Linked DNA regions of Homo sapiens: region 2 is linked to region 1. Evidence: read pairs that join two places in POLR2A ChIA-PET (ENCODE). Cell type or tissue: CD4-positive, alpha-beta T cell. All regions are shown on one strand. Each heading gives the region's core, and the rest is flanking DNA. Links, peaks and the distances in the headings are about the cores only. Region 1 overlaps LOC124904643 (a long non-coding RNA gene). Region 2 overlaps MED26 (mediator complex subunit 26).

Region 1 (5,369 bases), core at 269-5,268:
AGCCACTGTGCCCAGCCTACAAGTCTCATTTCTGTAATGATACAGAAGCTACTCTGCTATAATTTTTAAAAAATTAATAGACTATTTTGTTAGCAGTTTTAGGTTTACATAAAAATTGAGGCCAGGTGCAGTGGCTCACGCCTGTAATCCCAGCACTTTGGGAAGCTGAGCCAGGTGGATCACCTGAGGTCAGGAGTTTGAGACCACCCTGGGCAACATGGCAAAACCCTGTCTCTACTAAAAATACAAAAAATTAGCCGGGCATGGTGGCGCGCACCTGTAATACCAGCTACTTGGGAGGCTAAGGCAGGAGAATTACTTGAACTCAGGAGGAGGAGGTTGCGGTGAGCCGAGATCGCGCCACTGCACTCTAGCCTGGGCAACAGAGCGAGACTCAATCTCAAAAAAAAAAAAAAAATTGAAGCTGGGCGTGGTGGCTCACACCTGTAATCCCAGCACTTTGGGAGGCTGAGGCGGGTGGATCACCTGAGGTCAGGAATTCGAGACCAGCCTGCCCAACATGAAACCCCGTCTCTACTAAAAATACAAAAATATTAGTCAGGTGCGGTGGCACACACCTGTACTCCCAGCTATTCAGGAAGCTGAGGCAGGAGAATCGCTTGAACCCAGGAGGCAGAGGTTGCAGTGAGCCAAGATCGCGCCATTGCACTCCAGCCTGGGCAACAAGAGCAAAACTCCATCTCAAAAAAAAAAAAAAATTGAGTGGAAAGTACGATTCCCATATATGCCCTTACTACTACCCTCCACCCCATTTTCCCCAATCTCAGCATTAACATTAGTGTGCTACATTTGTTACAGCTGATGAGCCAGTATAGATCCAATACCGATACATTATTAACTAATACCTGTACTTTACATTAGGGTTCATTCACTCTGTGTTGTATATTCTATGGGTTTTGACAAATGTATAAACACATGTAGGCCGGACATGGTGGCTCATGCCTGTAATCCTAACACTTTAGGAGGCCGAGGACGGGGGATCACTAGAGCCCAGGAGGTCGAGACCGTCATGGGCAACATGGTGAAACCTCATCTCTGCAAAAATACAGAAAATTAGCCAGCTATGGTGTCACATCCCTGTAGTCCCAGCTACTTGGGAGGCTGAGGTGGGAGGATCACCTGAGCCTGAGAGGTCCAGGCTGCAGTGAGCCAAGATCACACCGCTGTATTCCAGCCTGGGCAATAGAGTGAGACCCTGTCTCAAAAAGTGAAAATAAAGACATGTATATACTATTATGCTTGCCAGTTTGTTTATTTGTTTTGCTTTGAGACAGGGTCTTGCGCTGTTGCCCAGGCTGGACTGCAGTGGCATGGTCGCAGCACACTGCAGCCTCAACCTGCTGGGCTCAAGCGATCCTCCTGCCTCAGCCTCTCAAGTAGCTGGGATTATAGGTGTGTGCCATCATGCCTGGCAATTTTTTTCTTTTTTTTAGTAGAGATGAGGTCTCCCTATGTTGCCTAGTCTGGTCTCAAACTCCTGGACTCAAGTGATCCTCACCAAAGCCTCCCAAAGTGCAAAGATTATAGGCGTGAGCCACCATGCGTCCGGCTTGCTTGCCGTTGTTTTTGTTTGTTTGTTTTGTTTTGTTTTGTTTTTGAGACGGAGTTTCACTCTTGTTGCCCAGGCTGGAGTGCAATGCCGTGATCTTGGCTCACCACAACCTCCGCCTCCCGGGTTCAAGCGATTCTCCTGCCTCAGCCTCCGGAGTAGCTGGGATTACCAAGTAGCTGGGATTACAGGCATGCGCTACCATGCCAGGGTAAGTTTTATATTTTTAGTAGAACTGGGATTTCACCATGTTGACCAGGCTGGTCTCAAATTCCTGACCTCAAGTGATCCACCCACCTCAGCCTCCCAGGGTGCTGGGATTACAGGCGTGAACCACTGCACCCAGCCTGCATTTTTTTTACAAACAGATTTTCGCCATGTTGCCTACACTAGTCTCAAACCCCTGGGCTCATGTGATCCTCCTACCTCGGCCTCCCAAAGTGCTGGAATTAAAGGTGTAAGCCACCGTGCCCATCCAGTTGACAAAGTTTATTTCTTTTTTTTTCTTTTGAGAGAGAGTTTCACTGTTGTTGCCCAGGCTGGAGTGCAGTGGCGTGAACTTGGCTCACTGCAACCTCTGCCCCCCAGGTTCAAGCCATTCTCCTGCCTCAGCTTCCTGAATAGCTGGGATTACAGGCATGTGCCACAACACCTGGCTAATTTTGTGTTTTTAGTAGAGACGGGGTTTCTCCATGTTGGTCAGGCTGGTCTCGAACTCCCAGACTCAGGTAATCCTCCCGCCTCAGCCTCCCAAAGTGCTGGGATTACAGGCATGAGCCACTGCGCCTGGCCGACAAAGTGTATTTCAAACACTGCGGAGAATTGTTGTGGTCTTAATTCATTTGGGGTAATCGGTATTGTCATTCTCATTGTCCTCTTGTGAGGAGGAATTAGGAACTTATGTCTCTCTAGGGAGGCTACAGTTTTCCTTTTGGGGACCATTGTAGTAGAGAATTCTCACATTCACACATTTCATTTCCCTAAAGTTAGTCACCGGCCCATGTGGGTAATCTCTAAAGAGGACAACAAGTATTTAGCAGTTATTTCAGAGATAATTTTCTGCCAGCAAATATGGGAAACTTGCATGCATTTTTGAACTCTGCCTCTTCACATCTATTTAGAGAAATGTTCCCAAGTCTTTGTAGGCATCTGAGAAGCCAAAATCCCCAGGCATTTCCCACAGGGCAGGATCGGTTGTCGTTTTGAGTGGGTAGCGATGGGCTGGGTGGCCTATTAAGTGAAAACATGGTGATCTGTGCACCCACAATGCCTAGGCCCTGCAGACACAAATGCCCAACTTGTTGACCTGTGACTCAGACTTAGACCCGAAAAGGAGATGTTATATACACTCTGTTCTTTATTGAAATAATCCAGCTTGAATGAGTTGGCTGGAAATATAGGATTTGTAGGAATAAACGGTCTTCCACATCAACATAATGGAATTCAGTTGAGAGGAATATTACTGGGGATGTAAATATGCTTTAAACACAGGCTCGCGGTGGCTCACACCTGAAATTCCAGCACTTCCGGAAGCTGAGGCAGGCGATCACTTGAGGTCGGGAGTTGGAGACCAGCCTGGCCAACATGGCGAAACCACATCTCTACTAAAAGTACAAAAAAATTAGCTGGCTATGGTGGTATGTGCCTGCAATCCTAGCTACTCGGGAGGATGAGGCAGGAGAATCGCTTGAACCCAGGAGGCGGAGGTTGCAGTGAGCCGAGATCGTGCCATTACACTCCAGCCTGGGAGACAGAGCAGCACTCCGTCTCAAAAAAAAAAAAAAAAAAAAAGAAAAGAAAAGAAAAAAAAAAGAGGCTGGGTGCCATGGCTCACACCTGTAATCCCATCACCTTGGGAGAAGTTTCTCTTAAGCCCAGGAGTTTGAGACCAGCCTGGGCAACATGGAGAAACCCTGTCTCTACAAAATATACAAAAATTAGCAGGGCGTGGTGGTGCATGCCTGTAGTCCCAGCTACTCAGGAGGCTGAGATGGGAGGATCACTTAAGCCTAGGAGATTGAGGCTGCAGTGGGCTATGGTTGTGCCACTGCACTCCAGTCTGGGCAACAGAGCAAGACCCTGTCTCAAAAAAATAAAAAAAAGAAAAGAATAAAAGTGTTACAACAATGCCAGCACTGTACTGGAAGACAGTAATCAAAGAAGTAAAACTGTATCTATTCACAGATGATGTGATTTTATAGATACGAAATCCTGAAGAACACACACACACACACACACATACACACACAAACTTATTAGAGCTAATACATTCCACAAAATTAGCATCCATGATCAACACACAAAAACCTCTTACTTGTATTTCTGTACACTGGCAACGAACAACCCAAAAATGAAATTAAAAACATTCTCGGCCAGATGCAGTGGCTTACGCCTATAATCCCAGCATTTTGGGAGGCTGAGGCGAGCAGATTGCCTGAGGTCAGGAGTTCGAGACCATCCTGGCCAACATGGTGAACCTCTGTCTCTACTGAAAATAAAAAAATTAGCCAGGCGTGGTGGCAGGTGCCTGTAATCCCAGCTACTCAGCAGGCTGAGACAGGAGAATCACTTGTACCCGGGAAGCGGAGGTTGCAGTGAGCCGAGATTGTGCCATTGCACTGCAGCCTGGGCGACAAGAGTGAGACTTTGTCTCAACAACAACAACAAAAAAATTATCAGGCAGACCCCCTGAGTACAAACAAAAAATTTTTTTTTTGAGACGGAGTCTCACTCTGTCGCCCAGGCTGTAGTGCAGTGGCGCGATCTCGGCTCACTGCAAGCTCTGCCTCCCGGGTTCACGCCATTCTCCTGCCTCAGCCTCTCAAGTAGCTGGGACTACAGGCACCCGCCACCACGCCCGGCTAATTTTTTTGTATTTTTAGTAGAGACGGGGTTTCACCGTGTTAGCCAGGATGGTCTATGATCTCCTGACCTCGTGATCCGCCCGCCTCAGCCTCCCAAAGTGCTGGGATTACAGGCGTGAGCCACCGCACCCGGCCCAAAATTTTTAATTAAAAATGTTTTAAATAGGCTGGGTTCAGTGGCTTTCACCTGTAATCCCAGCACTTTGGGAAGCCGAGGCGGGCTGATCACTTGGTATCAGGAGTTTAAGACCAGCCTGGCCAACATGGTGAAACCCTGTCACTACTAAAAATACAAAAATTAGCTGGGTGTGGTGGCATGCACCAGTAATCCCAGCTACTCAGACGTTGAGGCAGGAGAATCGCTTGAACCCGGGAGGCTGAGGTTACAGTGAGCCAAGATCACACCATTGCACTCCAGCCTGGGCAACAGAATGAGGCTGCGTCTCAAAAAAAAAAAAAAATTTATGGTAGCTCACACCTGTAATCCTACCACTTTGGGAGGCCGGGGTGGGTGGATCACGAGGTCAAGAGTTCAAGACCAGCCTGGCCAACATGGTGAAACCCCGTCTCTACTAAAAATACAAAAGTTAGCTGGGCATGGTGGTGTGCGCCTGTAATCTCAGCTACTCGGGAGGCTAAGGCGAAGAATTGCTTAACTGGGACCCAGGAGGCAGAGGTTGCAGTGAACCAAGATTATGCTGGCACTGCACTCCAACCTGGGCTGCAGAGCAAGACTCTGTCTCAAAAAAAAAATTTTTTTAGTCCGGGCACGGTGGCTCACCCCCGAAATCCCAGCACTTTGGGAGGCTGAGGGCAGATCATGAGGTGAAGAGATCGAGACCATCTGGCCAACATGGTGAAACCCTGTCTCTATTAAAAATAGAAAAATTTGCTGGGCGTGCGCCTGTAGTCCCAGCTACTTTGGAGGCTGAGGC
Region 2 (5,369 bases), core at 220-5,219, 1.2 Mb after region 1:
TCTGACAGAGTCTTTTCCCTCCTAATTCCGCATGGTTTTCTCCTATGGGAATTAAGCTCCTAGAGTGAGAAATCTGTCTGAAATCCTGACTTTCCCCGCTAGAGAGCTGATCTAGATCCTTCCTATTCAAGTGTGGCCTAGGGGTCAACAGCACGGGCATCACCAGGGAGCTGCTTTGAAACGCACAATCCCCATCCCCATCCCCCCTAGACCTCCTGCATCAGAAGCTGCATTCCAACAAGCCCTCAAGGAGGCCCAGCCCCACAGGGATGATGGGCAGAGGCACCCAAGGCTGTGGGCTCTGCTTGGCACCATGTGCCCAGCTGCAGCCCTGACCCCTACTTCTGTGGCCAGCCAATCAGAGGCTCCCTGGTAACACTCCTGGCACCACCTGCACCCTGCTTTCCAGAGTCCCTCCCAGGTGTGACTCATCCAATCCCTCTGACAACTGTAAACCCTGAGGGGGTGTGATGTGCCCAAGTTCCATCTGCAGGAGGGGACTGCAGAGTCCATACCACGACCCCACAGAGCCCACCAGGCACAGCTGTGGGGCCCTGTCCCGTCCCATGCCAATCTCAGAGAAAGCCTCTCCCGATGGTGGTGTGACAGGGTCCAGACAAACCACAACAGGATGAAAGGACAGGAAATATCCAGGCTGGTGGGGGACGTACCGCCACCAACCAGCAATGGCCACTGTCAGGGACAATGGCATCTGGCAGAGGCTGGGGAGCTCCCAGAGGATGTTAGCAAATCACGCCACACATGTCCCTTCCAAACAAAGTTCAGCAGCAGCAGGTCTCACCCGCTCGCCTAGGCATGACATGTGGAGCCTGTCACCAGCTTCATAACCAGTGTCCCCACCTTCATCCACTTGGCTCCCAGAGCTCCTGGTCAAAACGGCACCCCCTTCTTCTAAACCTCAAAGCCGGTGTTTCTAAGATAATTCCACTTCAGCTCCAATAAGGACCTGAGTAGCTTCTGCGGGCTGGACCGATGACCAGTTATTGCAACTGGGGACATTTTCTAAGGGCAGATGATGGCTGTCTTGGTTCCAATCAACTGCCTTACAAACCACTGCCCTGGAATGCAACTGTTCCAAAGGCGGCATCACTCAACCCTCTGTTTTAAAAACACAAGTCAACGAAAATAACAAGTTGCACCACCACCCCCAACTCACAGCCAAACCTCCCACAGGACTGGCCGAATTCTGCCCTGCTTGGCTGGCGCCGACTCTGTAGGTGGGCCAAGCAGGCAACTGATGCCCACCAATCCAGACACCAGCACCTGGTCCCCAGGAGGGCCACCAGCCCACAGCCTGCAAGGAGAAAAGAAGAAATCCTCCTACGGCCCTCAGTGACATCTCATAGACCCAACAACCTGATGCCGAGGTGCCTATCCGAAGTCACTGCATATTTCATCGGCACCCTCTGGCCCAGGCTGTGCAGAGGACAGGGCCAAATCACCACCTCACCATTCACTGGGTCTGGAAAGCAAGCCCTTTCCAGCAAGGGAGAGGCAGGGAGGCATGAGGGAGCTCCTCCCCTGGTCATCTGGCTCACAGAGCTCTTCCTCCCACCTGCCCACACATCTGCTCAGACTTTCTTTAGCCCTCACTGCCTGCAACACACCCGCTTTCTCACATGTGGTCCAGCCTCCACCTGCAGGTCTGCTCCTCAGGTGCAGGGACCTTGGTTTTGTTCACTGTTGCCTCCTAAGTGCCTAGAACAGTGCCTGGCAACTAGCAGGGACTTGATACATGCCAAATGATGGGTGGATGAAGTCCCTCATCCACGGTTGCTGGCCACCATGTTCACTCCAATATCACAAACATCTCAGGGGTCTCCCTCTGTGGCAAGTCAACACCTAGAGAGCAAACACGCTTTGTCCCGTTGTCAGCTGTCACCTGCACTGGCCATCCCAGAGGATCATGAGAACACAGTGACTCTTGGTGGTCCTCACAAAGCTTCATCAAAGTCCAGGTCAAGGGTGCCATCTCTGAGTGGGTCCTGGAGATGCTGCTAGACAGAAGGCCACCTCTCCTGTCCCTCCAAAGCTGTGGTCAATGGTGGCACTGGCTCTGCTGCTCTCTCTCAGGCAAACATGTTTGCTCAGCAAGGCTCAACGTGTTTTGAGAGAGCCTTCGTTTTCAATGCAGAGGTCCTGGAAGTTACTATGACCACACAAATTTTCTCCAGTTTACCTTCTTGGCAATCCTAAAGCTATTCCAAATTGTTATATAAGGAGGGAGAAGGGAAGCCACATGAGATTTTTGCAAAGCCACGAATTAAAGCAATGTGGAAATTAAACCTAACAATCCACTGTGGTTAACTCAGTGACAGGATTATCCATATAGTGGCGGCACAGTGTGGCAAGGCAGGGAGAGTGGAAGCTTGCTGGTAGAAGCCTGTGTTATCTGCTGGCTACAGTGAGGGCACACTCAAGGGCCACCAGGGCTCCTGAGGCCACTTGCCGCCGAGAGCCAAATCAACCACTTCCTTCCTTTCCCACTAAAGGCTAGGCAGCCCCTGGTGGCTCTGGGGAAAGCCCAGCCACACAGCAGTGGCCCCAGTCAAGCCCCAAGTGGGGTGGAGCGGATCTCACCGGTACTTCCTGCTGTGGACCTGAACCACGCGCATCTCACAAGTGGGGAAGGGGCAGCGAAACCAACCTGAGAGGCCATGATTTGGCCTGGGCTAAATGCCAGAGGACACCCTGCAGCGAGACTCGTGCTCCCTTGTCATGACATGTCCAAGGCAAGGTGGGGTCTGAGCTGGGTTCTAGGAGAGGCACTGAAGTGGCCTGCAGAGGTGGCAGACCACTGGACATGGAGAAGGTTCATTTTTCACCACGGTGAAGATGAAGAAGGGGGAAAAAACCAGAACTTTCTTCATTTGCTAACAGCACCTCTTCAATATTTTAAACCTTTTTTAACTTAAAAAAAAAATCTGGTTTCCCCCACCTTCATCTTCACCACACAAGTGCTGACAGTCAACCACAGCCACAGAAAATGCAACAGTGCAATTAAGGGCAGGAACGCATGTTTTTACTACACCCTAAGGCAGCATTAAAAAGTGCTGGCTCTGGACCCTACCTGTCACCACACCAAAACGGCTCTACCCAGGGAACCTGTCACCAAAGCCAGGGACCCATCAGCCTGCCTCGGCCTCACCTCTCAGAGCAGTTCCTCGAATCCAGGGCTGCTCCTTCCTCCTGAACTCTGCTCCTGCCGGTGGCCCCTCTACAGTCTCAACTTCCTCCACTTGGGGCTCCTCAGGCCCCAACCCCAGATCCTTCCTCCCTCACTGCGGATTCACACTCCAGGAGCAGTGGCAGCACCCCCCATGTAGGAAAGCCCACAGTCCAGGAGTCACCTCCAGTAGGTGCCTCTGCGTTGGACCCCTGTTTCAAAGCCCTGAGATGGTTGACCCCAGCCCTCCTCAAACCCAACTCGTGACACGTGCGCACCTCTTTCCAGCTCTGTGACTGTCTAGACACTCTGACCACATTGGGCCTAATGCTGTGCTGACCGAGCACACCGAGGGAAGCAAGAAGGGACCTGGTGACTTGATTGTGCACGTGCTCTCACCCTGCCCCTGTGGTCTTCCTCTCCTCTGAGAGCATCTACTGAGCCACTGCTGTTGTCAGATGTGCGCTGTCTTGAACCCCAGCAGCCTCAGGAGGTGAGATGAACATTGTCATTGCACAAATGGACACCTGGAAACTCAGGAAGGGATGACATCCTGTGGTGGCTTCAGGCTGAGAGTGCCCAGCAGACCCAAGAATGGAGACCAGTGCTCAGGTCTGACCTCAGAGGCCAAGCTCTGCACAGAACAAAGTGTGGAGCCAACTCACACCCTTCACTCCCCCAACAGCAATGCTTTCCTGGGTGACTTTCCCGTCCTAGTCCAGTGCCAGTAACAATTATATCACTGCATCACAGATACTGCATTCTTTTTTCATTTAACACTTCTTGTTGCTACATAATCTTCAAGATCATGTCTAACAGCTAAATGTTCTATTAATGTATCATAATTCCCTTAACCTTCTCCGATTGCTGGGCAGTTCACTTCTTTCTAGGTTCTCCTGCTGCAACCAGTACTGGAATGAACATCTTCAAACATGCTTCCTTCTCTCATTTTTTCCTTAGGAATCAATTCCCAGGTGTTAAACTTTACTCCAAGAGAGTTCAAATACTGTCATGGCAACTGGTACTGCCTCAACTTTTTTCTTTTTGTTTTTCTTGAGACAGGGTCTCGCCCTGTTGCCCAGATTGGAGTGCAGTGGCACCATCGTGGCTCACTGCAGCTTCGACCTCACTTGAGCTCAAGTGATCCTCCTGCCTCAGCCTCCCCAAGTGCTAAGATTACAGGCAAGCCACTGTGCCCAGCCATGCTTCAACTGTTTTTGGCTCTTGGCTTCCACAGTGCAATGACCCCATCACAAAAGGGAGGGAGAAAGCAGTTAAATCTGCTGTGCCCTGCCAAGGGTCCCAGAAAGCAACCCCATGCTGCGTCAGAGCTGTTATCCTGCCCTCCTTATGTTTCCCTTGACTCTGCACAGGTATGGCAGTGTGTCTCCAAACGTGAAGGCCAGTCAGGCAAGAGAGAGGATCTGGCACAGACATTCATAAATAATTTCCTAGGACTGGCACTGAAGCCATACTGCCCACAATTGCTGACCACAGCCTCAGCCATCGAGTGCATACGTGGGACACCTCCTTGCGTGGAGAGATGCAGACAACTCGGCTGCACGCTGCCACACCCAGCTCTAACTCAGACAGGCATGTGTCAATGCCATTGTTGCTCTACCTGGAGCAGGTTACATTCCTTCAGGAACATGCTGGCACAGGGTGGGGATGTTCCTGGGATGCTGGGCAGGATGCGGGGTTGAAGTGGAAGAGGCAAGAGCAGATCTAGCCCCTCTTCCACGCCACTCCCTTCGCCCTTCACAAAGGAACGGGGTGACAGGACCTGGGGTAAGGTCTTCCAAGACTCCTCCAGGTGTCTTGGGCAAAGTGAGGCCCTGGACGGGGTTCCACAGCCTAGCCACTTCCCATCTGCTGGCTTCCCAGCCTGTAGCCCTTGCACGGCACACTGTGCCACAGCCCCAAAGTTGCAAACAAATGGCCAAGAATGAGGTGGGCCAACTTGCAGCAGTTCATATTCCAACCTCACAAGAAGACCACCACTCCATCACGAAGTCCTATATCTCACAGACCACGCCCACATGGTCAGAGGGTGACAGATGCCAGAGGGGAACAGTGCCCCCAGGTTCATGAGAACACCAAGCCTGAGCCCGAGCATGTCTACCAGACAGGGCCAAGATGGTGGCAGAGCCTAGATCCTTCTCTAGGAACTCTGGGTTCTTCT

What was found. ChIA-PET counts read pairs that join two places held together with the same protein. Peaks named below come from ENCODE experiments on the same cell type or tissue, not always from the same donor. Only the 100,000 strongest peaks of a DNase experiment are listed, where the experiment ranks them.
Region 2: POLR2A ChIA-PET joins it to region 1 with 5 read pairs; 2 of 35 experiments call an interaction of 5 or more read pairs at or near these places.

The regions. Positions count from the first base shown.
Region 1 is chr19:15,342,586-15,347,954 of GRCh38, forward strand. It overlaps LOC124904643 (a long non-coding RNA gene), which reads left to right. Exons shown (of 4, transcript XR_007067146.1): 3 at 1,647-1,781. Among named protein-coding and RNA genes, the nearest start is that of BRD4, 13 kb to the left of the region's middle. In CD4-positive, alpha-beta T cell, for the core only: no CTCF peak of the experiment used is centred there; no DNase peak of the experiment used is centred there.
Region 2 is chr19:16,591,787-16,597,155 of GRCh38, forward strand. All of the region lies in intron 1 of MED26 (mediator complex subunit 26), which reads right to left. Among named protein-coding and RNA genes, the nearest start is that of SLC35E1, 22 kb to the left of the region's middle. RefSeq lists enhancers at 275-777, 3,093-3,292 and a silencer at 1,674-1,733. In CD4-positive, alpha-beta T cell, for the core only: no CTCF peak of the experiment used is centred there; DNase peaks (open chromatin) are centred at 2,525, 3,015 and 3,485; H3K4me3 peaks cover 1,014 bases; H3K27ac peaks cover 1,856 bases.